Regions from separate parts of the Mus musculus genome. Here region 1 is linked to region 2. Evidence: chromatin contacts called from ENCODE Hi-C or POLR2A ChIA-PET data. All regions are on one chromosome and are shown on one strand. Each heading gives the region's core, a stretch centred on a gene start or an enhancer-like site at or near the end of the contact. The rest is flanking DNA. Distances are from core to core; before and after follow the strand shown. Region 1 holds the start of Zfp42 (zinc finger protein 42). Region 2 holds the start of Triml2 (tripartite motif family-like 2).

Region 1 (4,233 bases), core at 851-3,350, 130 kb before region 2:
AACAGAGTTGGGTTCCTTGGAGCTAGAGTTCTAGATGGTTGTGAGCTGCTATCAGGGTCCTGGGAATCAAACCCAGGTCTTCAGAAAAGCAGAAATTATTTTTAATTTCCACAATATTATTGTTAAGAGCAGCTAATGGATAAAATTTCAGCAGTCCAAACATTTTGTTTTGTTTTGTTTTGCTGTTGCTGCTTATATGCTTGCTTGCTGCGGGGTCTCATCCCTAATCCAGGGTAGTCTGTAATTCTCTATGCTTTGTCTCAACTCAAAAATCTCCCTACAGTCTCAGCCCACCCAAATGCTGGGTTTGCAAGCAAGAGACATGAAAAAATTCTCATTTTAATGCACTTGAAATGACAGCCCGCTTCTCTTTTGTGGATGAATTGCTTCCCCAACTTATTTTGGAGAAACAAAATTTCCCTATGTCCCTATGGAAGCAAAGTTCCTATGTCCACAGATGAGTTTGTTCGTTTAGTGTTCCTTTGGAGTGTGGGGAGGGACTTGGAAAGGAAAGCAAAATTGCAATGGGACAAAAATTAATAACAACAATGGACGTGTGAGGTGGAACAAGGACTCGAATGCTGGACAGGATAGTCCTCAGATAGTCTGAGAGTCCTTGCCACAGCCTCACCCTGATAGGAATGAGACCTACCAAAGGAGGAGTTACACTTTAATCCAGTTTGTCCAGTGTTTTACAGCCCAGGCTAAGGCTCTGATAACAAAAGGGTGTGGCTCAGATTCTGAGTACCTAATGCAAAAGAAAGGCCTTCTGCTTTCTCCTTGAAACCTAAGCATAACCTAAAAGGGAGGAAACTGAAACAGGGCCTCACTTTGTAACCAGGGGGGTTCTCTCTCTCTCTCTCCTCTCTCTCTCTCTCTCTCTCTCTCTCTCTCTCTCTCTCTCTCTCTCTCTCTCTCTCTCTCTGTCATACACACACACACACACACACACACACACACACACACACACACTCACATCCACACACACTCACATGCAAAGGCAGTCAGAGAACTTGTTGAGAATTTGCCAATGTGTTTTGTTTGTTTTTTGTTTTTTGTTTTTTGTTTTGTTTTGTTTTGTTTTGTTTTCAAGACAGGTTTCTCTGTTTAGCCCTGGCTGTTCTGGAACTCACTTTGTAGATCAGGCTGGCCTCGAACTCAGAAATCCGCCTGCCTCTGCCTCCCGAGTGGACCACGCCGGCTGCCAATGCATTTTTTAAAACGCCTAAATGAAGTGTTCTGGAAACCTGGAGTAAAGCAGTTCCTTGTTCTGTCTTCAGCCACAAACTCACTTCCGGGGATGACAGGAGGTTTATCCTACTTCCATTCAGAGGAATGAGAGACACTTCATAAATAGTCAAAATTTCATCAGTCAAAAATTTTTTTCGATCTCACAACTGAATTTTATTCAAAAGAAGAAAAAAAAAACCTAGAATAAATGACCGATTCCTCCCTGATAAGTAAATTACAGAAAAGCTCAGGTTAAATGTAAGAGGATCTTAAATATTGATTTGGTTTTTGTCTTAATGGTGCCCGGCGTATTTATACGAACCATTAAATTTCACTAGACCGTTTGTAGTCAGTGGTGAACGCTGCATGACCCACGCTCTCAAAGTGAGTTGTGTTGCTTTGCGGGAATCCAGCAGTCACATTAATGCTGGAAAAAGTTCAGGCAACTAGTGTACTTTGTAGCGGGGTCCGGGAGAGGCTGGGGTCTAGAGTGGCGATGGGACGAAAGTGTAAAGAAAGTTTTCGGTGTGTGTGTGTGTGTGTGTGTGTGTGTGTGTGTGTGTGTGTAGGTAGGTAGGTAGAAACTGCATCCTCTGCTTGTGTAAATTCGGTTACAAGTCTGTAACAGAGGTACTGAGATGTGACTGAGTCTCAAGGCCAGGCGATCGGGATTCTGAAGAGGCATTTGCATAACTGAGCAAGAGTCTTTGCCCCACCCTTCCACGCCGACCCAAGACAAGGGGACAGCTCTGGGTGGGTCACCTGAAGGGCCAGGGGCCCGCCCACATCCCCGCCCACACCCACCTTGAGCGCTTCTCATTGGGCATTCCAGCCTACCCAGCTCGGAGTTAGTTACTCCGTAAGTGTGGCCGGAACAGAGTTCGTCCATCTAAAAAGGGAGGGGTCCAAGGAGCTGAACTCCTAGCCGCCTAGATTTCCACTGTGGCTCTGGGTACGAGTGGCAGTTTCTTCTTGGGATTTCAGAAAGGAAACCAAGGAGGAAATAGGTAGAGCGCATCGCATCGCTGTGGGCATTAGGTAAGTCCTGTTTCATGAAATGGCTGGGATTTGTCTTTTTTCTCGTTATGAGGAAAGGGAGGAGGGAAGGGTTTGAAAACCAGCAATTTAGAGTTTTGACTCTTCCAAATTGGTGAAGATCTTGGCAAATAAATGCTGGCTTTCAGACTGCATCGATCACCAGCTACCTTGGTCCATTGGCCATCACGTTTTCAAACATATTAAGGAGCACAGTAGATGCACATTGAGGAAAGTGGGAATTCAGGTTGGAATCTCCTTGAAATTCTGTTTCAAATTTTGTTCCAAGTGTTCGTGTGCTTTTATCTTATCTCAATTCCCTAGATCTATTTTATATGAAAATGTTTAAATTAGCGAGGTAACAGGGCACCTACCTTTTCTCTCCACTTACCTCTATAAAATTCAATAGATTATTCTAGAAAAAGAAAATCGAAGAGCATTTTTTTGGCTTTGTTTTGTTTTTGTTTTTGTTTGTTTGTTTGTTTGTTTGTTTTTCGAGAAAGGGTATCTTTGTATACCCCTGGCTGTCCTGGAACTCACTCTGTAGACCAGGCTGGCTTTGAACTCAGAAATCCGCCTGCCTCTGCTTCCCAAGTGCTGGGATTAAAGGTGTGCGCCACCACCGCCCGGCTAGAACAGCTTTTTTTTAAATTACTGATTTTCTTTACTTAATTTTCCAGTTTCCTCACTCCATTTTCCAATCAAGCATCCAGCCGGAAAGAACTTCCTCTTGCTTCCTACAGTCTGCATTCCAACCTTCAGATTGCTTGGTTCTCAAATTGCCTGAGGAGTTCCCTGTTCACTGTTGTCCTTTAGTAGTAGATCCAGAATAGTGGTTTAACTTAACACCCTATAATGGTTTCCTTTGGTGTTGAACTGCAACGCAAATGGCTTTCCGTAGAATTCCCAGGCTCCTTTGCACTTGGACCCTGGCCGCCATACTACCGACCAACTTTTCTAAGAATTACGACTTAACACCGAGTGGTGGCGCCGGCGGCCTCACTTGGCCTGTAATCTCAGCACTCCGGGAGGCAGAGGCAGGAGGATCCCTTTGAGTTGGAGGACAGCCAAGTCCAGAAAGCAACTTCCAGGACGGCCAGGCTGCCTAGAGAAAGGATCCCTGTCTCGAAAAACCAAAGCGGGGAAAGATCGACTGCTTCTGTGGTGACTATGGCTTCCTCCTGTAGTAAATATGACGGCCTTCTGTAGTAACTTCGGCTTCTTTCCCTACTTAAAACTTTTATCCTAGGTTCCCTACAGCCATGATTCAGTTTCTTTTTTACAGTGTCTGCATACTGCTTGCTAAAGCCGGGGATTTGGGGGATCTAATCTCACCTCTCCGGGGACGGTATTTTTGGGGCGAGCACTTTTGTCTGCGGAGACAGGTCCTGGATGGTTCTTAGAGTGATGGTGTCCCTCTGTACGTCATCGCATACTCGGAAGTTTTTCGTGAGCCCTTTTCTCTGTCTGAAACCATTTTGTTAATTCACAGTTTACTAGCTATGTGCCCCACATGATAAAAGCTTGACTCTGTGTGTGATAACTGGGTTTTTTTTGGGTTTTTGGTTTTTTTCACTATTGAGTGAACAATTGTCATGTGATTGAAGTATTTCTATTCCTGTTTGAGAAATGAAACATTAGTTTTATCCCAAGCCATTAGATTTTATCTTTATCTGGGTTGACCAGTAAGCATTTTGGATTATTTTGACTAATTAGAAGTTATTGGCTGGGAGGTGGTGGCGCTCGCCAGCACTTGGGAGGCAGAGGCAGGCGGATTTCTGAGTTCCAGAGCAGCCTGGTCTACAGAGTGAGTTCCAGGACAGCTAGGGCTACACAGAGAAACCCTGTCTCGAAAAACAAAACAAAAAACAACAAAGAAAAGTTATTGGGCCATGCTTGGGTAGCGCACGTCTGTAGTTCCAGAATTTGGAGGAGTTCAAGCCAGTTTTGACCACATAGAGTAACAGG
Region 2 (4,456 bases), core at 495-2,994:
AAATATACATAGATTTCTTTTAAAAAATATTATACTTAGATATCTTATTTTGTTTTTAGATAGGATCTCACTATGCAACTCTGCATCCTGAGTGCTAGGATTAAAATGTGCTTACTGCCACATTCAGCTACACAAATCTTAAAGTGGAAGATTTTATGTTTTTATTGGTGTTTTGAAAAGCACCCAAGGCAGACGGATTTCTGACCCCATCATATATATATATACCATCTTTATATCTTTTTTTGTGAGAGAGGGTTTCCCTAGGTCCTTGAACTTGCTATGTAGACCAAGCTGGCTTAGAACTCAGAGATCTTCCAGCCTGTCTCCCCAGTACTTGGATTAAGTGTGCCCCCATATCCATCTTTTTTTTTTTTTAAGATTTATTTATTTACTATATGTAAGTACACTGTAGCTGTTTTCAGACACACCAGAAGAGGGCATTCGATTTCATTACAGATGGTTGTGAGCCACCATGTGGTTGCTGGGATTTGAATTCAGGACCTCCAGAAGAGTAGTCAGTGCTCTTAACCGCTGAGCCATCTCTCCAGCCATCCTTAAAAACAGTATTTTTGTTGTCATTTGTTTGTCTTTTTCTTGGGTTTTTGTTTGTTTGTTTGTTTTTGTTTTGGAGGGGAAGACTTCTATCAGTCAGCAAAAGGTTAAAGCAAATCAAAAGGACAGGTCAAATATTAGTTTTTAATAAAAAACAAAACCAAGAAATTCAGGCCAGATTGTGTGTGCCTTTAGTCCTAGCATTAAGGAGGCAGCAGAGAGGCAGAGCCAGGCATATCTCTTAGAGTTTGAGGTCAGCCTGATCTACAGCGAGGGTTGAAGACAGTCAGGGATGCACAGAGAAACCCTGACTCAAAAAAATCAAAACCAAAACCAAAAAACCCCAGGAAATTCCCGCCTCCCTGGGCTTGCTTTCCTGAATGTATCATTTACCTTTTGTCTTGCCTTTCTCAGGCGTTCTTTTATTCTTTTACTGCCCACCCCCCAAGTCTCTCATCTAGGGACCACTACCATCCATCAATCAACCATCCATCAAGCTTCCAAGGATACCAAAATTAAGTTGTTGAATTTGATCAGGCAGGATAGTTCACAACCGGCTTGTAACTCCAGCACTTGGGAAGCTAAGGCTGTGAGTTCAACAGCTAACAGCAGTCCAAAGCGAGGCCCAGTCTCATTAAAAAGTTTAAGTATTTTAATGGTGTCCCAGAAACATCCCCAGTCTGGGCTACTTGTGGAGGTTCAAGTCTAGTGTCCCCCCAAGTCGACTCAGCCATCTGTGGCTCCAGTTCGTGGTGGACCCAACACCCTCCTCTAGCCTCCGAGGGCACCAGGTATGCTTGCAGAACAACGCTCCCATACATAAATCAACTAATTTATTTTTTAAATAAAAAGTTGGCCCGCCTTGATGGTGTGTGAAGGCCGCTTCTGCCAAGCCCGAAGGCAGAATCCTCAGGCCCTCCGGGTTGGACGGAGAGAACCAAACCGATGACTTCCTTAAGCCTGACCACCAAGCCAGGTCTCCCCGCAACCCCCACCCCACCCCCCACATGCGCACACAAAATAAATGTTTAAAAAACTTAGTCGTTGGAAAACAAACAAACAAACAAACAAAAAGTATGATTACGGAAATGATGATGCAAAGCGGGAAAACTCACCTTCCTTTCCAGAAATCTTAAGGATTTCCTTCAGGGAAAGCCACAGCCAGTGGAGACCAGAGACTTCAGTACGAAGGTCAGTTCCGGGTCTCACAAAGCGTCACATAAACCGGCCATTTCGACCTTTATTACCGGATTGGTCCGGATTGGTCCGGAAGCAGCAGAAGTGGCTTCAGATACTTTTGAATCTGTTTCCTGGCCCCACCTCCTAGGTAGGTTAATTTACATTTCTAAACAGTTGTCTGAAAACTCTTCAGTAAAACACTGACCTTGGCTGAAAACTCTTCGGTAAAACACAGACCTTGGGTGTGATCTCAGGCCCAGACAGATTGGATAGCACATTGCTGATAGTCCCTGAATTGGAAAGGCTGAGTCAGGAGGATTGCTGCAAATTTGAAGTGGACCCAGGATAAGAGGTGAGTTCCTACCCAGCTTGGATCACAGAGATTCTGAAAACAGATAAACCACTACTAATCTATCCATTCATCCTCGAATTTTATATAATAATAATAATAGTAAAAAGCTGTGTGTAGCAGTGCATGCCTTTAGTCCTAGCATGGTGGGAGGGGGACAGCAGAGGCAGGAGGATGTCTGTGGATTGAGTTCGAGACCAGCCTGATTTATAAAAGACAGACAGACAGACAGACAGACAGACAGACAGACAGACAGACAGACACGGGGGGGGGGGAGAGAGAGAGAGAGAGAGAGAGAGAGAGAGAGAGAGAGAGAGAGAGAGAGAGAGAGAGAGAGAGAGAGAGAGAAGAGAGAGCATACATTGGGATGGGGTGTGAAAGAGGAAAATGGAACAGCAGAGATGGAAGGGTTTAATGGAGGAGTCCCCCAGGGAGATGGAGGGAGAGGAAGGGGGCCAACTAAAGCAAAATGTATTTTTTTAATTCCTTAAGGTAATTAAAAGCAAATTTAAAAACTATAAAACAAAAGAGAAAGGTACTTTTAAGATGTTGTGCCCTATGTGTGGTGATCATTAATAGGAATGCAGACCATGAGACTACTTTGCAGGATCTGTCTTGTTTTCCTCAGCCTCAGCCTCTTATCTTTAACTGCTAATGCTTTTTCACTAGAGAAGAATGACTCACTTGGTTCTCCAGAATGTTTGCTTCAGGGAAGGGTCACTGCTTTGCAGGGAGATAACCGCCTGCCTAAGGACTTTGTCTCAGGAGGGGGTGTGGGGGAGGAAGGGGCGGGCCCAGTGAAGAGGAAAATCTCTCTAGTTCCCTAATCTTACAGTCCTGTCTCTGACAGGGATTATGTCATGCGCCAATCCTTGCTAAGCAAAGGAGAGAGGGTTTTAAATCTAATTTTATTTTTTTTTAAGCAGTTGGCATGACAACCAGCAAATCCTCCTACCTGGCTCTCCTGATCTTCCAGATCAGATTCAGCACTAGGCATCTAGCACCGTGGCTCTCCTGTCTGGAGAGATTCTCTGTACCTTCTCCCTAAACTGAATTCCTCACGCTTGCTTTCTCAGATAAACCACCTTCTTCTTTTTTTTTTTTCCCTATTTCTTTAGTCTGGAGAGGATTTTCTTTTTAAAAATATACCCAATCTCTTTTCTTCTAAGCCTTGGGGCAAAAAACATGTGTGAGATTTTGACCTGCCCCCTTTTTGGGTTTTGAGACAGCCTTGTGTGTGTGTGTGTGTGTGTGTGTGTGTGTGTGTGAGAGAGAGAGAGAGAGAGAGAGAGAGAGAGAGAGAGAGAGAGAGAGAGAGTTTCAACAAGACAGGGTTTCTCTGTATAGTCCTGGCTCTCCTGGAACTCACTTTGTAGACCAGGCTGGCCTTGAACTCAGAAATCCACCTGCCTCTGCCTCCCAAGTGCTGGGATTAAAGGCCTGTGTCACCAGCCTTTTGCTATATATAGAAAGCTGAGTTTAAACTTGTGGCACTCCTGCCTCAGATTCCATAGTGCTGAAAATTTCATGTGTACAGACAGCACCATGCTCTGAAAGGAAGGACTGGCTTCTAGCTGTCTTGTTTTCTCTAAGTTTGTCCTGTTCATTAGAAGTAGGGACAAGAAAGATTGACCAGTGCTTAAGGCTCTTGCAAAGGACCAGAGTTAAATTCACAGTAATTCAAGTTAGGCTGCGGACCACTGCCTGTTACTCCAGTTCAAGGGAACCGGTGCCCCCTTGTGGCCTCCAAAGTCGCTTGCTTTTTGGAACAAGTTCTCACTGTCTAGCTGTGGCTGGTCTGGAACATGCTGTATAGACAAGTCTGGTCTTGAATTCAGAGGTCCACTTACCTTTCAGCTCCTTCAGCCCTTCCCCTACCTCTTCCACTGGGGTTCCCCAGCTCAGTCCAATGGATATTTCTATTCAATTTCCTGGCCTTCTGTACTTCTCTTCTGTCCCTCCCCATACCTGATCCTGCTTCCCTTTTTACACTCTCCCTCTTCTCTCCCTCAAAGGTCCCTCCCTCCCTCTACTTCCGGTGATTATTTTGCTCCCCTTTCTATGTAGGATTGAAGCATCCACACTTTGGTCTTTCTTCTTGAGCTTCAGGTGGTCTGTGAATTGTATTGTGGGTATTCTGAGCTTTGGGGTTACTATCCACTTGTCAGTGAGTACATACCATGTGTGTTCTTTTGTGACTGAGTTACCTCACTCAGGATGATATTTTCTAGTTCCATCCATTTGCCTGTGAATGTCATGAAATCATTGTTTTTTAATAGCTGAGTAGTACTCCACTGTGTAAATGTACCACATTTTCTGTATCCGTTTTTGAGAGACATCTGGGTTCTTTCCAGCTCCTGGCTACTATAAATAAGG

Evidence for each region. Hi-C counts contacts between places; a loop is a spot of excess contacts on that map. ChIA-PET counts read pairs that join two places held with the same protein, here RNA polymerase II (POLR2A).
Region 1: a map of mouse trophoblast stem cell shows a loop between it and region 2 (2.3-fold over the local background). The contact joins the promoter of Zfp42 here to the promoter of Triml2 in region 2. A Hi-C loop is called at or near these places in 1 of 37 maps with a recorded cell type or tissue (mouse trophoblast stem cell). POLR2A ChIA-PET finds 5 or more read pairs at or near these places in 1 of 5 experiments (embryonic stem cell).

What each region holds. Positions count from the first base shown.
Region 1 is chr8:43,304,876-43,309,108 of GRCm38, reverse strand. Zfp42 (zinc finger protein 42) reads left to right here and starts at 2,100. Exons shown (of 4, transcript NM_009556.3): 1 at 2,100-2,268.
Region 2 is chr8:43,177,824-43,182,279 of GRCm38, reverse strand. It overlaps Triml2 (tripartite motif family-like 2), which reads right to left and starts at 1,744. Exons shown (of 8, transcript NM_001381929.1): 1 at 1,668-1,744. It also overlaps a transcript of Triml1 not described here.